Linked DNA regions of Homo sapiens: region 1 is linked to region 2. Evidence: read pairs that join two places in POLR2A ChIA-PET (ENCODE). Cell type or tissue: PC-9. All regions are shown on one strand. Links, peaks and the distances in the headings refer to the core of each region. The heading gives the core; the rest is flanking DNA.

Region 1 (8,104 bases), core at 2,100-7,099, 210 kb after region 2:
ACTGACTCACACAAATTGCGTGAGCCAGGACATAAATGACAATGCATGTGAGCTACAAAATAATTGCTTTTTCACTTATGCCCTCCAAGTTTTGCACAAGAATGTTTCTTGTGGTTTACTCTAACCAGAAACACACAGGAAAGATAACTTGGCCTAGCCAACACATTGCAGAGCCACCACACAGGCTTATGAATAGTCAACTATAAATAATGTGTTATATACCAGATGACATCACAGCCTGCTGTACAAGTAATAATAATTACTATTTATTGAAATTTTTATGTAGGTTCTATTCTTTAGGCATTAACCCATTGAATTATCACAACCCATTGCTGCAGGTACTATTATTGTTACCCTTTTCCAGAAATGGAAACTGAATCCCAAAGTGATTAGGTAACTTGCCTAAAGTCACAGAGTCAGTAATTAATAACAGAAGCAGGATTCACACCACTAGGCGATCTTGCTGTAGAGCCTCTGCCCTTACCCACTAGACTCTGCCAGCACCCTGTGTGACAATGTGAGAAAAGCTGTAGCCAAATGGAGTCAATAAATGCCACATTGCAGCTGATGTTGGCCAACTGCAAAGGAACCTAGGCATGTGGAGAAAAATCCTTGTGAGTTGTCACTGGGAATGTAGACTGGTATAGCCATTACGGAAAACAAGATGGAGGCTTCTCAAAAAATTAAATATAGAACTATCACATCACCCCGTGATCCCTCATCTTTGCATATACCCCCCAAATTTAATCACCACCTTGTAAAGATACCTGCACTCCTGTGTTCATTTTATTTTATTTATTTATTTTAAGATAGAGTCTTGTTTTGTTGCCTAGACTGGAGGGCAGTGGTTCTATCTCAGCTCATTGCAACCTTTGCCTCCTGGGTTCAAGCAATTCTCCTGACTCAGCCTCTGAGTATCTGGGATTACAGGCACCTGCCACAACACTCAGCTAATTTTTGTATTTTCCTGTGTTCATTGCAGCATTATTCACAATAGCCAAGATATGGAAACAATCTAGGTGTCTGTAAATGGACAAATGGATAAAGAAACTGTGTGTGGTACATACAAAACAATGGAATATTATTCAGCCCTGAAAAAGAATGAGACCTTGACCTTACTACAAATGGATAAGCCTAGAAGACATTATTCTATGTGAAATAAGCCAGACACAGAAAGAAAAAATATTGTATGATTTCATTTATATGAGGAATCTAAAAAAATTTTCAAATATACAGAAGTAAAGCATGAACAGTGGTTTAGTGGGGGTGGAGTGGTGTGAAATAAGGAGATACAGGTCAGAGGACACAAAGTACAAGATATGTAGGATGACCAAGTCTAGAGATCTAATATATGACATGAGGACTGTAGGTAATAACATTGTATTTGGAATTCATGCTAAATGAGTAGATCTCTTGCCCTCAAAATAATTTTTTGTTTGTTTGTTTGTGGGTTTTTTTTTTGAGATGGAGTCTCACTCTGTCACCCAGGATGGAGTGCGGTGGCGTGACCTCTGCTCACTGCAAGCTCAGCCTCCCAGATTAACACCATTCTCCTGCCTCAGCCTCCCAAGTAGCTGAGACTATAGGTGCCCACCACCACGCCCGGCTAACTTTTTGTATTTTTTAGTAGAGACGGGGTTTCACCCTGTTTGCCAGGATGGTCTTGATCTCCTGACCTCGTGATCCACCCGCCTCGGCCTCCCAAAGTGCTGGGATTAAAATAAATTTTTAAAAAAGGTAATTAAGATAATGTATATGCTAATTTGCTTCACTCTAGTAATCTTTTTACTATCTATATGTATCCCATAACATCTTGTTAAATACCTTAAATATACACAATGCAATTTATATATTAAAAATAAAAATAAAAAGACCTGGGCCATAGCTGTCAGCACCTAGCCTATTGTGGGCAGTAAAATATTGCTCATCTGATTAAGTTAATGATTCAAATTTTGCTTGGATTTCTATTTTATAGACTTATTTTTATTTTATGTTGTATAAAAACTATAAGGAAGTGTAAGAAATTTAGTCCCCATTTATATTTGCATGCATAATTTTTATGATAAAAATAATTAAAATCAATACAAGTCTCAAATAGTGAACAGCTTTATTCATATTTGGGCAAGCTTGACTGTTTCTAACAGATAAATGGGATGTGAGGGGCCAACATATCTGAGTAATAAATTAAAGGATGAGTAAGTGCATTAACACTAAATGAGTGAATCATTAATTAGGTCCATAGGGAAAATGTTTTGTTAAAAACCCTCAATCCCTCCTGTATGAGAGATGCTTTTGCCAGATGATATTAACTTATTGAATTAAACGAGCGTGCAGTTTTCCTCATCCATTCACACACAAAAAACACCCACCAGATTTCCACAACAAAATACTTCCTCTTTGTCTTTGGGGGCAGGTTTTCAAAATGTCCCGAATGTGCTCTTGGAAGCAAAGCCAGTTGGAATCAAGGCTCTCTGGTTGGAAGTCTTCTGAGACTTTCCTTGTGCAATCCTGTGTGTAATTCAGCATTTGAAAATGAAAACGCATTTGGAGTTTTCGGTGACAATGACTGCATTGCACAAGTCTCAAGCTGCTTTCGATCCCTTAACCACTTCCTCCTTACAGGGATTGCCTGCATTTCCTTTACTGCACGTTGTGCGTTCAGAGGCACCGTGTCTGCCTATTAAGAGTGTCTCACCTGCTGAACGCTGTGACACTGAACTTGGCACCCAGCCTGCTGGACAGAGACCGGGCCCTAACTGCAGTGGCTCAATACTGGAAAGCTAATTTGTATGAAATCCTGAAACTACAAGTCTTTACAAATATAATCTATTATATATAAAATATATTTTTCCCAAACATAGCCCATTAAAAGCCTTGTCTGCAGATCATCCGCCTGCCCCAGCCCCGGAGTGGCTCCTGTTGGGGTTCACTCTGGATGGATGACGCTGGCCACACCCACCACAGGTCCAGTGGAGTTCGACTTCACCTCATCTGCTGCTTGGAATCGTCTGTTATCTCCTAAGGAGTCCTAATGATTCCCCACAGAACTCTCCCATACTTTTTTACTTCCTCTAATTCAAATCAGCTCCCTCTCATTGCCAAAACCCGACCCATCCACTGTCCATCCACTGCCCTCTGTCTCAAAACTGTAGATCAGCACTTTCAGATGGACAAACACTTTGTTTTAGTCTGAGGGGAATAGTGATCAGCTCAAACGAAGTCCTTTCCTGACTCCATCACACAGTTGTTTTTCTCTCCATTCTCCCAGAGTATGCTTTAGACCTCTTTTTCTTTCTTTCCTTTTTTTTTCTTTAACCTGACACAGGTATTGTCATTGCCTCTTATAAAATTTAAAAGTCCTGGGTTCCAATTCTGTCTTTTCTACTACCCATGCAATCTTGTTAAAGTCACCCAATCTTTCTGATACTCAGTTTTCTCATCTGCAATGTATTAATAATAATCACAATAAAATATAGCAATAGTCATAAGATCTAGCACATAGAGAGCTTACTCTGTGCCAGGCACTCTCTTAAGAGTATGTATGTATACGAATATTTCAATAATGTAGAAGAATGATTAAATAATTTTTAGCATAACCATACCACAGAATACTAAGTGGCCATTAAAAAGAATGAGATGTGGGCCAGGCACGGTGGCTCACACCTGTAATCCCAGCACTTTGGGAGGCCGAGGCGGGTGGATCATGAGGTCAGGAGACTGAGACCATCCTGACTAACACGGTGAAACCCTGTCTCTACTAAAAATACAAAAAAATTAGCCGGGTGTGGTGGCAGGTGCCTGTAGTCCTAGCTACTCGGGAGGCTGAGGCAGGAGAATGGCGTGAACCCAGGAGGGAGAGCTTGCAGTGAGCCGAGATCGCGGCACTGCACTCCAGCCTGGGCGACAGAGCAAGACTCCATCTCAAAAAAAAAAAATGAGATATAAAAACATGCAAATGTATTGATGCTAAAATAATAAGTAGAAAATCAAGTTGCAGAACAATATAACATGATCACTTACATTAAAACTACATTAGACATATAAATAACATTTCTCTCTGCTTATATCTATAGATCTATCAATACATTTACACAAGCACACATATACAGTGTGAATTTTCACAAACCATGTATTTATATGTCTGTATAGATTAATTTCTCAGTGATCATTTTAAAAACAATGAATAGAAAAAATGACTATAAAAAGAAAACCTGACTTTAACAAACATATCAGAACTGGCAATTTAAGTAAATTAATGTTGTGCTCATGAAAATAAAAACTGGCTAGAAATTACCTTAATTCCAATAATAATTTTAAAAATAGTTTTCATGTACCCCTTTAAGAACTGCCAACTAAGTCAGGATTGCATTTTTCTGAATATCCCCAATGACAGCATAGATTTCTAATTTGGGGATGTTTGATTTTCCTTTTTAACAGACAGTGGTCATTTGTCATCACAGCTGATGACTATAATTGCTAATCAGTCTGGGTAATGCTAATTTTGGTCAAAACTGTATCACAGACTTCTCATTATTATTCAAAGAACTGTAATTTTTAAGGGATATTTCAGAGGCAACACTTCACTCCTTTTACAGGACACAGAGCTTCAAAAATGTTTCCAAAGTCTATTTCAAAATAATAGGCCTGATTATGCATTGTGGGAAGAAATCAACAGGAATAGTGTGCATAATATAAAAAAAAAAATCAGCACTGACTTCATCTGTAATTTTATGCACCAGTGTAACCAATGACTTTCTTAGTTTTGAGGTCATAATAGAAATGCCCCCATTTCTTCACCTATCAAAGATTAAAACATTTTATTCATTTTTAATTTTTTTAATCTATTGTCCCTTGAAAAATTTTAGCAAAATCAAGAACTTCATACACTTTACTTAACACTCAAATTTTATTTCACAAGTATCTCAGAAATTGTTATTGTGGTCAAGATTTTTGTTGTTGTTGTTGTTAGTTATTATTGATTTTGTTATTTTTGCAATGTTTTGGCAGTCTATTTACTTATCTAAATTTCTCTACTCAGCTCCCATTCTAATAAGTTGCCGATCAGAATGAATCTTTAAACTTTTCAATAATTCCATCAATCTGGATGTTACTAGATAAATAGATTACCGATCACCTTAGAGTTCTTTCCTGACTCCTTTAATAATAATATTCCTGTTATTACTTCACCTCTATAAGTAATTTTTATTACTATTATTATTTTTATTTTTTTGAGATTGAGTCGCCCTCTGTCGCCCAGGCTGGAGTGCAGTGGTGTGATCACGGCTCACTGCAACTTCCACCTCCCGGTTCAGGCGATTCTCCTGCCTCAGCCTCCCAAGTAGCTAGGATTACAGGCATGCGCCATGATGCCTGGCTATTTTTTGTATTTTTAGTAAAGACGGGGTTTCACCATGTTGGCCAGGCTGGTCTCGAACTCCTGACCTCAAGTGATCTGCCCGCCTCAGCCTCCTAAAGTGCTTGGATTACAGGCGTGAGCCACCACACCCAGCCAGTAATATTCAAATATCAAGTATCTCACTTACATACCTTATAACTCATTCTTGCTTTGAAATGAAAATATATATATATATATATTTAAGTCTGTCATAGTTACCAGCACAATAATGAGTAGCAGATCTTAAAAGTGCTGTTACTTCAAGTTGAAATCTGATGCAGCAACACTCTCAACTTCCTGCCTCACCTCCAACACGTATCTAGCTCTGCACCGTGGCTTGTTTATGTTTCTTTCATTAGTGAACAATTCTGTCCAGGATTAATCTCTTGAGCCACTCTCAGAAATTTGCTCCACCATTTAGATCCATTCGTCCTTACTATCAGCCTGTGTTTTCACCTAGGTTTTACCCTCTCAATATTTAAAGGAGCTTAAGTCATTCCCATTGAAACTTGAAAGAAAAAGACAGAGACAAACAGAAAGACAAGATGAAAGAAAGAAAATCTTGAGCCCTAGGTCTTCTTCTAGCTTCTGACCAATCATTTACCTTTTTCTTTTAAACAATCTTCTTGATCAAGTCATCTTTACCTGCCCTCTTAACTTATGCTCATATTCTTCTCCAGCCACAGCATTCAGAGTTTTGCCTCAATGACTCCAGTGAAATGGTTTCAATCATGGTCACTAATGACCATCCATTTTCCAAATCCAACACGTAATTTTCAAGCTCTTACTTCACTTCCTTGGCATTGTACATTTCTCCACTCCTCACCACTTCCTCCTTGAAACCTTACCTTGGTCTCTGTGAAACCACACCTTCTTTGTTCTCCTTCCACCTCCTGTTTCTTTTTTGTGTATTTCAAAGACATCTTTTTTTTTCCTTGTTTTTTTTTTTTTTTTTGAGATGGAGTCCTGCTCTGTCGCCCAGGCTGGAGTGCAGTGGCGCCATCTTGGCTCATTGCAACCTCTGCCGCTCCAGTTCAAATGATTCTCCTGCCTCAGCCTCCCGAGTAGCTGGGATTACAGGCACGTGCACCACACCCGGCTAATTTTTGTATTTTTAGTAGACATGAGGTTTCAGCATCTTGGCCAGGCTGGTCTTGAACTCCTGATCTCGTCATCCACCTGTCTCAGCCTCCCAAAGTGATGGGATTACAGGTGTGAGCCACTGCACCTGGCCCGAAGACATCATTTTTAACTTGAAGCTCCACCATAAGCCTTTTCTTTTCTCATTCTACACATTTATCCTGACTATCTCTTCCTTGGTCAAGGCCTCAACTACTACTTCTACCTCATGGAATCATACTGTTTGAGTCTGAGCTGAGCTTTGTTTCTAGAGTACCAGTCTGAATTCATCTGAATTCATCATGTGGCTGTACAAACCCTCTTATCCTTGGTGCTGTCTTTTCAGCAAATGACACTTGACACTACCCAGTTGTTCACATTAGAAATACAAAGCCCTCCTAGACTTTCTTTTTCCTCACCTTCCATATCCATTGATCATTAAACCCTGCCAATTCTATTTATTTATGTGATTTGCTTGCTTGTCTATTTGTTTATTTAGACAAGGTATCACTCTATTGCCCAGGCTAGAGTGCAATAGTGCAATCACAGCTCACTGCAGCCTTGATCTCCTGGGTTCAAGTGATCTTCCCACCTCAACCTCCTAAGTAGCTGGAACTACAGGCGTGCACCACCATGCCTGGATAACTTTTATTTTTTGTATAGACAAGGTCGTACTATGTTGCCTAGGCTGGTCTCAAACTCCTAGGCTCAGCTGATCCTCCCTTCTCAGCCTCCTAAAGTGCTGGAATTACAAGGCGGAGCCACCATGCCAGGCAACTCTGCTTGTTCAATGCTTATTCAAATGCCCAACATCCTAATTCAAAAATCTGACATCTGAACTGCTCCAAAATCCCACGCTTTTTGAGTACCAACACGACACCACAAGTGGAAAATTCCACACTTGACCTCATGTGATGGGTCGCAGTCAAAATGCACGTGCATATACAGTTTATTCAGTGTCCCCCAAGGGAAAAAAGATGCCCCTAGCCCCCTTCAGCTGCGATATTCCTTTACTGCAAACAGCATGATAGTGATGCTAATCAACCACAGATTGTCTACATGGGTGGCTGAGATAGTGACACCTTTGCTTTCTGATGGCTCAATATACACAAACTTCGTTTCAAGCACAAAATTACTTAAAATAATGTATAAAATTGCCTTCAGTCTATTTGTATAAGATATATATGAAGTATAAATAAATCTTATGTTTAGACTTGAGTCCTATCCCCAAGATATCTCATTATGTATATGCAAATATCCTCAAATCTGAAATCTTAAACATTTTGATCCCATGCATTTTGGAGGACTCACACTTTCTTTTTTCTTTTCTTTTCTTTTTTTTTTCTTGAGATAGAGTCTAGCTCTGTCACCCAGGCTAGAAGGCAATGTCACAATCTCGGCTCACTGCAAGCTCTGTCTCCCGAGTTCAAGCGATTCTCCTGCCTCAGCCTCCCAAATAGCTGGGACTACAGGCGCCCACCACCACACCTGGCTAATTTTTGTATTTTTAGTAGAGACAGGGTTTCACCAAGTTGGTCAGGCTGGTCTTGAACTCCTGACCTCAAGTGATCCACCCGCCTTGGCCTCCCA
Region 2 (8,104 bases), core at 1,516-6,515:
CATAAGCTACTGAATTATTTGGAAAGGTAAAATAATAATTATTTTGTCCAAATGATAAATCCAAGGTCAGAGTAACCATTTTGATACAAATGCTTTATGCCAACTGCCAGGTTTAATAAGAGCCAGAAAGAGCCATAGGTTCTGTAGGTTATACTTAGAAAATTCTAAGAAAATTCTCTACGACCAACCTGAAAGCAAAACATTTGGCAAAATCAGCACTTTTTACATAACTCATGAAATGTGTTTATTTTGTATTTTTAGATAAAATGTAATATATTTTATTTTCTTAAAGTAGTATACATACTACTGTACAAAGTACTATGTAGTTCCAAAATTGCACAACCTCCCCTATTACGTCAATCAGTAATCAAGTTATAAGGGCAGAACGATTGAGTTATTATGGAAACACGCACCAGGAGAGTGGACTTCCTGGGCCTTCTCCAGTAATTTTTCTGATGTTAACTCCAATAGAAAGAGTGTGACAACCTCAAAGAATACACATTAAAACTAAAAATATAAACCAATATATTTAAACATTTAAATACATCAAAATGGAATCATAAGGCAGACATTAAAAAAAAGAAAAAAACGTTTGACTTTTCAATAGCTCTTTTTCACATCTGTAAAATGTGGATAGTCATACCTGTACTGCTAACTTACACAGTTTTGTGGAAATAAACAAAGTTCATAACCAATCCCTTTATCAACCACAAAGCCTGTGAAAATAAAAAAATACTGGGCCTCTGATTTTTTTTTCAAACTAGATAGTGAGAAAACAGCTTGTAAATTAAATAACAAAACAAAAACCTAAGCAAGTATAAGCTGAGTATCATAAATACATGAGTTTTCTGTACTGTAGAAGAATACATATTAATGACATTTGTTTACTAATTCAAAGCACACTGTTACCTAAAATACCGATTTTTTTCCTGAAGACTCCAGAAGTCAAGCAAATGAAGAGGAAGATTGGGGAAAAGGAAGCAGTTGATTCACAACTGCATGTGCCAAAAAAGGAGTGGGAAGAAAAATGAGAGCCAATTTGGTCTATTATCTTTAATGGAGAGTGATGGCTAAACTCTGACACTGATAACTTTCAGCGTCAGGTGTCTGCTGAGTTTCTCTAAGCTCATTTGAATTCATTTAATAAGTGATTAGACTGGTAGGGTAGCTTTACAAATCTGCTTATGGTGAGCATTGAGTTGTTTATGCTTATTTCATTTTTTGTATAAGGAAAGGTAAACTGTATTTTCAAGGTGTGTTGTAAGATTTGCACTAAGAATCACAAAAAGAATCAAAAAACTTAGAATCACATAGCAAAAGTAGCAAATACATGTAATGCATCCTTTATTAACAGGCAGGTAATGGTATCAGAGGACCAGAATAACCTCTGCTCTATTTACTGTCTTCTTTGGAAAGAACTCCAGAACCAACCTTTTGGTTCCCCCAACTATTTATTGCCCTAATAGTCAAGGGGTAGAAGACAAAGAGTTGGCCAGAACTGAAATTCATTTTCTCTAAATTGGTTGTTCACAACCAATAATATTATTTTCCTCACAAAACTTTTCTTTTTAATAAGAAACAAAATCTTGCTCTATCACCCAGGCATGAGTGCGGTGTGTGGTCAAAGCTCACTGCAGCCTCAAACTCCTGTGTTCAAATGATCCCCCTGCCTCAGCCTCCCAAATTGCTGGATTACAGGTGCATGCCACCATATCCAGCTGATTTTTTCAAAATTTTTAATAAGATTTTAATTAATCTCACTATGTTGACCAGGCTGGTCTCAAACTCTTGGGCTCAAGCCTGCCAAAGTGTTGGGATTACAGGTGTAAGCCACTGCACCCAGCCTTACAAAACTTGAACAGTCATCACGCCACCCTTAGTCCTAACAATATCTTCTTTACATGATTCAGGCCAGGATGTCTCTGGTGCTGGGTTTTGGCCATCATCTCTGAACCCTCCAGGTTTCCCATCATTTGTAAACTATTAGTCTATGAGAATAAAAAATAATTTGCTCTCATTTTTCTATGTATTCTCACCCATTTTTAAGGGAAAGGTTTCAGGAAACACTAAAAATAACCCTCCAAAAATGAGAAAAACATTGTTTATAGAATTTCTACTTCCAGTTCAAAATTTCATCTATATTGTTAAGACTCTTAATATTCTTCAAAATTACTGAGGACCCCAAAAGTGCTATGATTATGTAAGTTATATCCGTTAATATCTATCATATTTGAAATTGAAAGAGAAAAATTTTTTAAATCACATTGAAAGAGACAATTCACAAACATAGACATATAAGTGGCCACTATGAAAATTGCTCAACTTTGTTCAACAAAGAAATGTAAATTTAAACAAGATACTATTTTCGTATATCAATTATCCAAGTTGTTGGATTTGTTGTCATTTGCTCTGTTTGATGATGGCACCCAGTATTGACATAGAAAACTCTACTCTTTTATATTGCTCATAAATGAATACCATATTCCTCAAGAGCAAAATGTCAAAAATAATCACTAGCATTCCATGAGATTTCGCTAAATATTTTAAAGAATCCTCAAAATACCCAACTATTATTATTTCTATTTTACAATTGAGAAGACAACATTTTAAGGAGATAAAGTAATTGGATTATCATCTCACAACTTGTAAGTAATAAAATTTTTTTTAGAACCTAGAAAATAAACTTTAAGAATCTACCATAAGGAAATAAACAAAAATGTATACTAACATATATAAAAAAGGTCCTAGATGAAATATTATTTATAATAGTGGAAAACTATTATAAATCTAAATATCCAACAATTATTTATAATAGTGGAAAACTAATCTATCTAAATATCCAACAAGATATAATTGGCCAGTACAGCCTATATACAGATGAAAAATTTCATATAGTAAGAACCATACTCTTTTGCTCATGGATAGATTGCCATTACTTGCATTACACACAGTAGGGACTTAATAATATTTGTTAAATATGTGAATACAAAGTAATGCATGATTATTAAAAAAAACATGTTTTAACAATGCATCTCATGAATGAGGGAGAAGCATGTTACAAAACAGCATGAACAGTGTGATCACAATTTTGTAAAACTACATGTATGTATAGAAACATATCTAGACATATAAACATGTATATACATGAACTTCTTGTCTGTCTCTTTGCTGATGCATACTGGGTACTCAATAGATATTTGTTGATTGAATTAATGATTGAATTACATTTTAAAAGTACCTTGGGGGAAATAATAGGTAATATTTTCTTTTTCTTCCTTGCAATTTTCTATATTTAATGAAATTTTAAGCAGTGAGTGTGATTTATCTTTATAATAAACAATAGTGTTATAAAAACTAATCATTCTGGGAAATGTCATTAGGAATTTTGGAATAAAAGTAGTAAATATAGACACCCCACAATCCAATAAAAAATAACTTGCATCTGATTTTCTTATTATGTTTCACTTACTGCATTCGGCAATAAAAGCAACAGATGTTACAGAAAAATGTCAAGCGTAATATTGTACAGTTAATTATTATTGGGGTTGAGTCTAGAACCTAGGTCACCTGGTTTCAGGCAAGCAGTTTTTTCCATTATACCAAGTTGCTTGGAGTTCTAGAATACCAATGAATAAATGACTATGTGGGTGCTACAATATCCACTGTTAGTTCCTTACTTATAAGTAAAATGATTTTATAATTAATCATTTTATATTATCAGAAAACTCCAAAGTTTTAAGAAATACTGCATTTTCATGTAATATGAATTGTCTTTGGGGATTTGTGAACTTCTTAAAGGTGTTTTTAAATTTGTGTGTGTTGGAATGGCATAATGTGCATTATTCTAGGGAGGGGTCCATACCTGTCACAAGATTATAAAAGTGTCTTTGATGGAACAAAAACAAAAGAAAGAAAAAGAAAAGAAAGAAAAAGTAAGAAAGAAAGAAAAAGAAAGAAAGAAAGAAAGAAAGAAAGAAAGAAAGAAAGAAAGAAAGAAAGAAAGAAAGAAAGCAAGCAAGCAAGCAAGCAAGCTATACAATCTGGAGCAAGAAGGAGGAAAAAACTGATGGTAAATAAAAGCAAACAAGATGAATGGGAACCACAACTAATTCTGTCTTCCTCTTTTTTATTCCTGGAACATAATTTTAATATGTAGATGATTCGATTTTATGACTGCTTTCTAAGTACCAGCACTAGAAAAGATAATGGGTTAAAAACATAAGCCAAATAACCTCTATGGAATGAACATTTTCAGTTGCTAAAAATCTATTTAATAATTTTTCTTTTCCTAATTAAATGTAAATGCAAAAATGCAAAACACTTCAGAATAACTTACTTTTTTTTTTTTTTTTTTTTTTTTGAGACAGAGCTTCGCTGTTTTCGCTCAGGCAGGAGTGCAATGGCGCGATCTTGGCTCACTGCAACCTCCACCTCCTGGGTTCAAGCGATTCTCATGCCTCAGCCTCCCAAGTAGCTGGGATTACAGGCACCTGCCACCACGTCCGGCTAGTTTTTCTATTTTTAGTAGAGATGGGGTTTCACCACGTTGGCCAGGCTGGTCTCGAACTCCTGCCCTCAAGTGATCCACCCGCCTCGGCCTCCCAAAGTGCTGGTATTACGGGCATGAGCCACTGCGCCCAGCCAGAATAACTTACTTTTTAAAAATATGTTAAAAAGATGCAATGTCTTATCTCAAAAAATATGCTTCCCCTAAGGGAAGTTTGTAAAACTCCTTTGAGCAAATGCACATTAAACACTTCTCTATGCATTTCACAATTATTGCTTAATTTAAAATTTAACTCTTCCGGAGCTAATGAAAGAAGTAAATACCTGTTTCTTATCCCAACCTCTAACTTGATTGGCAAGGTGTAGGAACCTGTAGAATGTAACTTTAAAATTCTTAACAGAGCTTGTTTCACTACAGTCCTCTACAAATATCCCTTGAGCCACAATTCTAAATTTAAACAACAAAGAGAAACAAAAATACAAATCTTCTTTGAACTCAAATTATATTGGCAAATATAACTTTAGAATTGACACCCATTCAGACAGTACGCCTCTAATACTCTCCATCTGCCTTAGCTGAATAAATGCTGACATCATCAACCCATATGAGGAGTATTTCTTGTTCTGGTTTTGGAGGTGAATTTATTTTTAAGACTAAAATGATTATAAATTGTAGGAGACAGATACATTCATCCACTGATACTTTAAAATCAAATACCTTTTTTTTCTGTTTTTTTTGGAAACAAAATTACTGAAATATCCACACTCAAAATTTAACTATGTAATTTGATCAAATCTTTTCTAGTATCTAGTTTTGAGATTTTTTTTTTCTCTTGGCAAGCCAAGTAACTTAGGGGAAGGGTGGATCATCAGAACACCAGTCCGTTTACAGTTAATTTTTCAATAATCCTCTTTCTTTCGCATAATTCTGCAAAATATTGACTAGCCAGGAAAGCGTCCCATAAGTAACAAAAATGACCAATTTTTAGAAATTAAAAGTTAAGTGAGTCAACAAAGTCTCTCGCTAAAGATCGCTAGGGCTGTCAAACAGCACAGCATGCTGCTGCTCAAGTTTGGGGATCAGTAACCATTGGGTGTCATCACGTGGAACGCTAATAAGCGCCACCTCACCGCCGTTTTGAATGCTAACTTTCTGGGATTCCAACCCAAAGAAACACCTTAATCTTTGACTCCACAGTGCATTTAGATCCAGGAAGGCAAATCTGCGTGGGTTTGAAGAAAATTGAGGTCCCTAATCTGTGTTTCACTTCAAAAGGCAGAGGACATGCTGACTTTTTAAAGCAGCGAGGTTTCCCCTCCGTCCTTTCTTCCTTCCAAGTAAACTACCAAGTAAAAGCTAAGGAGGGTGGGAGAGAGAAGTGGAGCAGAGGAAGAATAAATATATTGCTTACAGTTCCCAGAGTTACCTGAGAATCTTCAGGCTCCTCAATGCCTCTAGCTTTCAGTCAGGATCCTTTTTCAGCTCCGGACTTAGAGAAAGTCTTATCCTGAGTAGGAGGGGCTAAAATGTGGGCTGGTCTCCTTGCGCTTTTGCAGATGTTTTAAGGTGGAATTAAAGGGGAAGAGGGAGAACGCTCTCTTCTCATAGAAGCTAATATTGTAAATGTAAATGCTTAGTTATTAGAACCAGGAGTTTGAAGTCAGAAAATATGCTTAAATAATATGTAAATTAATCAGTCCTAAATTCCATGAGTGCTGTTGTGGATTTCTGTGTGTGTGATGTGTGTGTGTGTGTGTGTGTGTGTGCGTGCGCGCGTCTGAAATTGCTACTTGTCCTTAAGTAGTAACTACTTCCTCCTTTTTTCCAAAGGAGAACAAAATTGAAAAGACAGTGAATAACCTAGAGCATTTTTGCATTATTTAAAAAGGCAAAGTTTATAACAAACCCCAAATATAAAAATGTACATTTTTAAAAAATGAGTATCAGACCACTTTAAAAATCAAATCTGTTTAAATATTTCCACTCCAGACTCAGAACACCTGTGTTGATAATAATTTCTTTGTAAATTTAAGATTAAAGGCATACCAAATAATGTAATATATATGTTGAGATTTAGGGAAGAAAATGAAATCAGGTTGAATTCCAAATTTGCAGTGTAAATCCAAATACCTTATAGCACTGTAATGAAGAAGGTGCATTGTTTAAATGTACCCAAATTCCATGAGAATCAATTCATGTCTTTAAAGATTGACATGTTCATTTAGTATATCTTGTTTTTCAAACACAGGATCTTGTTTTTGCCTTTAATTAAATACTGAACTCACTCTCCTAACTCTCTTACAATATTTTCAAAGAATATAATTTCACTAAATCTTCTGGAATATCTGCTTTCTGTAGCCCAACATTCAACTCTTATTTGTTTTTATTTTTTTCCCCTAAATTCAACCTGGCATATTATAAATCTCTCTTTGAAAAAAAAAAAAGCCAGTAATGTCTTTTTTAGGAAGGATAGATTTATAATAAACATTTTTCGGGCTGGGCACGGTGGCTCACGCCTGTAATCCCAGCACTTTGGGAGGCCAAGGCGGGCGGATCACGAGGTCAGGAGATCGAGACTATCCTGGCTAACACGGTGAAACCCCCGTCTCTACTAAAAATACAAAAAATTAGCCGGGTGTGGTGGCGGGCGCCTGTAGTCCCAGCTACTTGGGAGGCTGAGGCAGGAGAATGGCGTGAACCCGGGAGGCAGAGCTTGCAGTGAGCCAAGATTGCGCCATTGCACTCCCGCCTGGGCCACAGAGCGAGACTCCGTCTCAAAAAAAAAAAAAAAAAAAAAAAAAAAAAAAAAAAAAAAAAAAAAAAAAAATTTCTCTTTCCAAAGAAATCCCTGAATTTCTAGAAAGGAGGTGTATGTTAATTAGAGGAGCAGAGAGCACACTGGTAGTTTTCATCTCTTTCCCCCAGACACAACTGGTGAAAGAAAGAATCTATACTGCAGGGCATGTTCGTTCTAAGACTCTGATAAAAAAGACTCCCTGGAAAAGCAGCTTCACAGTGCTTGCTTATAGAGCACAAAAAAAGTGCTCTAGTGCTTTTTTGATAACAAAAAGTTATAGCTCTCAATATTTCCAGATGATATCCAATAGTGTGTCATGCATTAAAGATAAAAAATTTATTTAAACGCTTTTAAAGAAAATGTCATTATATGTCATGGTTAGGGTTAATATATACGGGGAGAAGTTTGTCTCTTTCCCGCCTTACTAAATGAAGCTGATTTATCTCCACCTTTATAATGAATAAAGGCTGCTGCAGGTATGTCTTTTCCTCTCTGGAATCAGTGCAGACCAAATCCCATTTACCCATTTTGTGGTTCTATGGCCTCCTTATCTCATCTATTTTGGCTCACTACTTGTGATCTCACTGTTCACATAGACCCCTAGGTGGATAGTACAAGTTCAGATTTGCCGTCTTCACTTTGCCCAATTTCCTCCAAAAATATTTTCAGCATTGACCTACTGACTTCAAAAACCTCTGCTTCCACCTTAGGTAAGATAGGCCCTGACTTCCATAGCGTGCTTCAGTCTATAGGATCAATTATGTCTGAAGACCCCTCTCCACTTGGTTTGTCCATCAACA

The links. Peaks named below come from ENCODE experiments on the same cell type or tissue, not always from the same donor. Only the 100,000 strongest peaks of a DNase experiment are listed, where the experiment ranks them.
Region 1: POLR2A ChIA-PET joins it to region 2 with 6 read pairs; 2 of 35 experiments call an interaction of 5 or more read pairs at or near these places.

What each region holds. Positions count from the first base shown.
Region 1 is chr1:186,613,105-186,621,208 of GRCh38, reverse strand. No RefSeq gene overlaps it. Among named protein-coding and RNA genes, the nearest start is that of PTGS2, 63 kb to the left of the region's middle. In PC-9, for the core only: no CTCF peak of the experiment used is centred there; no DNase peak of the experiment used is centred there; H3K4me3 peaks cover 559 bases.
Region 2 is chr1:186,826,865-186,834,968 of GRCh38, reverse strand. PLA2G4A (phospholipase A2 group IVA) reads right to left here and starts at 6,020. Exons shown (of 18, transcript NM_024420.3): 1 at 5,934-6,020. In PC-9, for the core only: no CTCF peak of the experiment used is centred there; no DNase peak of the experiment used is centred there; H3K4me3 peaks cover 1,186 bases.